Regions from separate parts of the Homo sapiens genome. Here region 1 is linked to region 2. Evidence: chromatin contacts called from ENCODE Hi-C or POLR2A ChIA-PET data. All regions are on one chromosome and are shown on one strand. The core of a region is the stretch at or near the end of the contact, and the rest is flanking DNA. Distances in the headings are between cores, read along the strand shown.

What was found. A loop is a pair of places that touch in the nucleus more often than their neighbours do. ChIA-PET counts read pairs that join two places held with the same protein, here RNA polymerase II (POLR2A). Pooled maps may share reads with other maps.
Region 1: a map of naive thymus-derived CD4-positive, alpha-beta T cell shows a loop between it and region 2 (2.3-fold over the local background). The contact joins two enhancer-like sites. A Hi-C loop is called at or near these places in 1 of 168 maps with a recorded cell type or tissue (naive thymus-derived CD4-positive, alpha-beta T cell) and 6 of 50 pooled maps. POLR2A ChIA-PET finds 5 or more read pairs at or near these places in 2 of 52 experiments (PC-3 and activated CD4-positive, alpha-beta T cell).

The regions. Positions count from the first base shown.
Region 1 is chr5:53,003,678-53,006,593 of GRCh38, forward strand. The region is part of intron 1 of ITGA2 (integrin subunit alpha 2); the gene reads left to right. Among named protein-coding and RNA genes, the nearest start is that of ITGA2-AS1, 15 kb to the left of the region's middle. Within about 2 kb of position 1,359, at least 4 of the 41 ENCODE cell types and tissues checked have a DNase peak (open chromatin) inside an H3K27ac peak, as active enhancers do; they include PC-3, where a contact is called at or near this core.
Region 2 is chr5:52,724,099-52,726,906 of GRCh38, forward strand. The region is part of intron 2 of PELO-AS1 (PELO antisense RNA 1); the gene reads right to left. Among named protein-coding and RNA genes, the nearest start is that of ITGA1, 62 kb to the right of the region's middle. Within about 2 kb of position 1,438, at least 14 of the 41 ENCODE cell types and tissues checked have a DNase peak (open chromatin) inside an H3K27ac peak, as active enhancers do; they include PC-3, where a contact is called at or near this core.

The sequences.
Region 1 (2,916 bases), core at 109-2,608, 280 kb after region 2:
CTCACCTAGATTCAGGGGGAGGAGACTTAAGATTCCACCTATGGATGGGGAGTGTCAAAAGATTTCCAGACATATTTTTAAACAAAGTAGTAACTTAATAAACTTAATGGTCCTCGACCATTCATTGTTTTCTTTTTCTTTTTCTTTTTTAGAGACAGAGTCTCACGACGTTTGCCCAGGCTGGTCTTGAACTCCTCAGCTCAAGCGATCTGCCCTCCTCAGCCTCCCGAAGTGCTGGGATTACAAACTTTTGAGAGACCATGCGAGGCCCCATTTGTTGTTTAGACCAGTGTTTGGGCATGGATATTATTGACAATTGGGGCCAGATAATTTTTTTTGAAGTAGTAAGGTAGGCTGGGGGTGTCTGGTCTGTGCATTGTAGGATATTGATCATCAGCCCTGTCCTCCACCCACTAGATGTTAATAGCAATACACTACTCCAGCTGCCCTAGAGTGACAACCAAAAATATGCCCAGACATTACTAAATGTCCTCTGAGGGATAAAATTACATCCAGTTGAGCACCACTGCACTAAATGAACATATATTAAGCACATTTAATGTTCATGGCAACATAAAAGAGAACTCCAACTCTGGAGAGTAAGTTAAATCCCATCATTTTTCTGAGTAACTTTAGATAAGCCATAGGCAAACAATTCCCTACCTTGTTGGGTCATTGGGAAGATCGAAGGGGATTATAAGTGAAAAAGTATTTTTCATATTGTAAAAGCATATGGAATATTATTTAAAAAAAAATCAGTACACTTGGTATGCATCCATTTTTATCATCATTCATTTATTTAAGGGACCTTCTTAAGGGACTTTTATGGAGTGCCTATTGTATACCCACAGAGTGTCAGGCCTGGGGCACTGGAGGATTGAGGCAGCCAGCCCCCTTCCAGAAGCTCTTCTTTCCATTTCTAGCATCACCTGGACAGGAGAATAGTAGCACCTAGATCCTTAGTGACTGTAAAGTTTGACACTTAAAGCAAGGACTTTCTAAGAAAATTGCATCTTTCTTTTTTTAATAAAAGTAAGGGGAAATGTTATGCCACTGCATTCCAAAAGCAGTTGTAAGGGTCCTTTTGTGCTTTTGGTTTTTGCTCTAATGTTTTGTTTAAGGACTAGAGCCATAAACCAAACATTGCAGAACTTAAATCTTTACACAGTGTGTGGTCATTTCCAAAAGGCCTACAACTTCTAAGTTTAGTTGCTTTGTTTTTTTTTTTTTTTTTTTTTTTTTTTTTTTTTTTTTTTGGAGGGGGAGGAGAGGACTTTCTACTTGCATTACTGTCCTTTCAACATGAAGACAATGCTATTGGAAAATGAGATTTCCTGTGGTGATGTATGTGTTCAAAAGATCTAATGTGACCTATGATCATTTCCCGTTGCCATACACATTCTGAGTAATGATGAGATACACTTTAGAGTTTGAAGTCTATTTGCTTAGGTTCAGAGTCAGGGTCTGAGTAACCCCACTTCCTGTTTGTGTGACTTCCTGGAGGGTCCATGGAAGGATAATATTTTCTTGGCTTTTGTGGTGTGCTTCTCGTGTGTGTCAGCAAAATGCAGCAACGTGTCATCCTCCTAACCATTAGACAGCAATTTTCAGAAATGTGAATATAAATTTGCTCAGGATATACTTTTTATGTTAGAGATGAAAGTGGGGGCCAGGTGGGCAGATCACTGGAGGTGAGGAGTTTGAGACCAGCCTGGCCAATGTGGTGAAACCCCATCTGTACTAAAAATACAAAAATTAGCCAAGCATTGTAGCAGGTGCCTGTAATCCCAGCTAACAGGAGGCTGAGGTAGGAGAATTGCTGGAACCCGGGAGGTGGAGGTTGCAATGAGCCAAGATTGCACCACTGCACTCCAGCCTGGGCAACAGAGCGAGACTCTGTGTCAAAAAAAAAAAAAAAAGATGAAAGTGGGATAATAAATTGCTATGCCTTATTAAATTTCTCAAGAAGTGTGCCCCCCTCAGTAGTGTATAATGATACTAATCGTAAAAACAAAAAAAATCTACTAAGTACTTACCATTTGTTAGACACTGGGTTGAGAGTTTTATATGCATTGTCTGACCACAATGAGGTAAACATATACATGATATCTATTTTACAGATGGGAAAGGAATGGCTTATACAAAACAAGGAACTTGCTCAAGGTCACAGTACTATTCAAACCTCAGAGGCCAAGCTCTTAGGCACTGCGATATACTACTGGCTTTGCTCAGTAAATGGACCTTTCAGCTTAAAAAATGCTGTACATCACAAACTAACACAGAAACAGAAAACCAAACACAGCATGTTCTCACTCGTAAGTGGAAGCTGAACAATGACAAGACATGGACCCCGGGAGGGGAACAACACACACTGGGGCCTGTCGGTGGGGGCGAGGGGAGAGAGAGCATCAGGATAAGTAGCTAATGCATGCTGGGCTTAATACCTAGGTGATGGATTGATAGGTGCAGCAAACCACCATGGCACACGTTTACCTATGGAACACAAACCTGCACATTCTGCACATGTATCCCAGAACTTAAAATAAAAAGTTACAGTTGTGAAATTTTTTAAAAATGGTGTACATCTCTTAATGGTATTAGCATACTTCTGCCATGCCATCACCCCGTAATATAGTCAGTCTTCTTTTTAGGGTTCTCCTATAGCTAGATTCTTGAAAAAGTTAAATGTTCTGTCAAATTCTAAATAGAAAATACAATGTGTTTATTTGCATGAACATATGTGTATATAGGTATGTATATTTTAAATTAATCTGTCTTTTAATTCATTGATGTATATACCTGCACAGTAGCCTGCATTCAAGAGGATTTATTAGTTAATTAAACTGTTCTTTATTAATCTCCTATTATATCCGTAACTTATTGTTAGGTGGAAAGGTGAAGCAATCAGTGTTTATT
Region 2 (2,808 bases), core at 188-2,687:
TTTGCATCTCTCAAAAACATCTAGAGGGATTCTAGTACATTATGCATTCCCAGCAGTTCTTAATAATATCTGATCCTCATCTTTCTTTCATCCCCAATAACTCTCAAATGCTTTATATTCTTCCTTCCCATATGAATTCAGCATGGCTTGCTACCTGATAACCTCCCACCTTCAAACAATATCTTCCCCCATGAAATACTCCCCTAACTTGCTCAACACTTAGAGGTTAATTTTTTAAAAAAATCCTGTACACACTTATTTGTCCTTTCTCTCTTCAAGGCCAGTTGTCTGTGGTGAAGGAACAGTGTTGTGAAACTCCTAATTATTAATGTTGTCTCTTCCTACTAGTTTTGACCAACGTTGTAGCTGGAGCTTTTATTCCTTTTGGAAAAACCTTATCACTTAGGATCAATTGGCCCTAATGGCCTAAGGCATCCATTGTAAGCAATGAATTAACTCAATCCTCTATGCATGTGAAGTGGCACCCACGATCTACCATTCTTGGAAAAAACTGAGAAAATAGTCACTCAAACCATGTCTGTACAGACTAATTCTTATGGAACTAACTGAGAAATGCTGTTTTAGAGGGCAGATGAAGGTTGTATACAATAGCTACTCTACAAGATCCATATCTAGGAGTTATGACTATCAAGTTTCTCACAATCCTGAGTGCCTGACCCAGTGAACAGCATTCAATAAATACTTGAGGCCAGGCATCGTGGCTCATGCCTGTAATCCCAGCACATTGGGAGGCCAAGGTGAGTGGATCACCTGAGGTCAGGAGTTGGAGACCAGCCTGGCCAACATGGTGAAACCCCGTCTCTACTAAAAATGCAAAAATTAGCTGGGGGTGGTTGTCCCAGCTACTCAGGAGGCTGAGACATGGAGAATTGCTTGAACCTGGGAGGCAGAGGTTGCAGTGAGCCAAGATCACGCCACTGTACTCCAGCCTGGACAACAGAGTGAGACTCGGTCTCAAAAAGAAAAAAAAAAAAAGACTTGAAGGAATAAATTAATGATTCAGGACTTGTGATTCTATCTAGATAAACAAACCATAAAAGTCACAGTCCTAAAGTAAAGGGATAACAGAGAACACCTGAAAAAAATTCACTTGTACTTTAACCTGTGCCAAGAAATTTTTAAACATCACACCTTCCTTGTATTAAACCATGGCCATAGTGTACTCCATTGTTCCCTTTCTCTGCAGAAAGGTTTAGTTGTGAACCTGGACAGATTGACTGTATGAGCTGGAACACAGTGTGTGATATCAGACAAGGGACGTGTTCCAGAGAATAGAGCAGGAGAAAACCCCAAACTTAAGTGTTTGCTTTTGATAGATACTTGTTCTATTTTTACTCTGGAACCTAGTACATGAGGTTGGGGGTGGGGTCAATGTCTGGTATTATGACATTTCTAAACCAGTCACTGCTTGCTGTTTCACCTCAGCTATCAACAGCTTCCTGTTGTTTCATGCGTCAGATGCAGTCTGATAAGCCCAAGGTGAGCCGTGTCCTGTTTCTCATCTCTGATATATGGGAATCCATCTTCATACAGGATGCTGTGGTATGTAAAACAAACCACGGTGAAACAGTCAAGGAGTTGCTGCAATGTTTTAAGCTTCTGTATTTTGCAGCATTCTCTCACCACGTTTTGGAGTCAAGGCAATGAATACTCCTTAACCTTCTTCTTCCTCTACACCCCTATTAGCCTGTGAATTCTTAAACCTTCAGTACAACATGGACCTGCAAGAGGTGCTGCACCTGTGCTTTTGATCAGATTCAACAACATCAATAATTACAGAAACAGAACATTAAGTAAAAGGAAGGGCTATAAACAATGGGATCCTTGAAGGCAGCCAGTCCCTCGGCCTTGAATCAGTGCTTACCACAGTATAACGCTAATAGCTGAACACAGGTGGAGCACAAAAGGCTCAAGCTGCCCAACAGGGTCTCCAAGCAGCTGCTAGCCTGTAAGGTCAAGTACGGCAATATGTTCAGACTTTCCAGAAAGTTCCACTTCTGTGTGGAAAAAAAGTCCCACATACCACACTTTTCAAAAAGTGGAATAGGCTACAGCTTAACAAATGAGTTCCAGCTGTTTAAAATTAGACTGCTAAAAGAAATTCCATATAAGAATATTCTCTGGGACTATCACATTTTCATTAATTAGAACCTGGATAATTCCTTCACTTAAAGAACTGACCTCTCCAAATTGAAGGTTGAGATAGTTAAATAATTGTTGATAGGCATGTTGGTTGTATTAATGCCATCTCCGTTACTTAAATTGCTTACATTAGTTTTAAAGTTGTATGTTTTTAAAAGTGAAATGCTTGCATTTCCATGCAGAAGACACTGACCACACTAAAACCATTTGACTCATGGGAGGGCAACGGAGTGGAAACTGGAAGAATTTTGCACCAGCACTTAGGAACCTGGGTGATGATTCCTATTTTACCATTCATTGTTTTCATGCACTGGGAAAACTCTCTTCAGCTCCTCTGTTCAAGTATAATATTGAAATTATGTGTATGGAACATCAGGGTTGTCCAAAGTCCATCCCAGCTCTCAAATTGAGAATGCCATGACTTTTCTGGTATGAATTGTATTTTTAATATATGTCTTAATATCAAACATAGACATGTGTAACTTGGCCCCTTAAACTAGGGTAGGGGTTTCTCTAGATATACCTCATCCTTCTTCCTTCTTTCATGTCTATTTAATGCAATAAAGTGACAAGATCCTTTCTAGTTTCTATTTCCCTGGTCTTAGAGTCTGATCTTATGGTGATATTGGTCTCTTCTAAATCCAA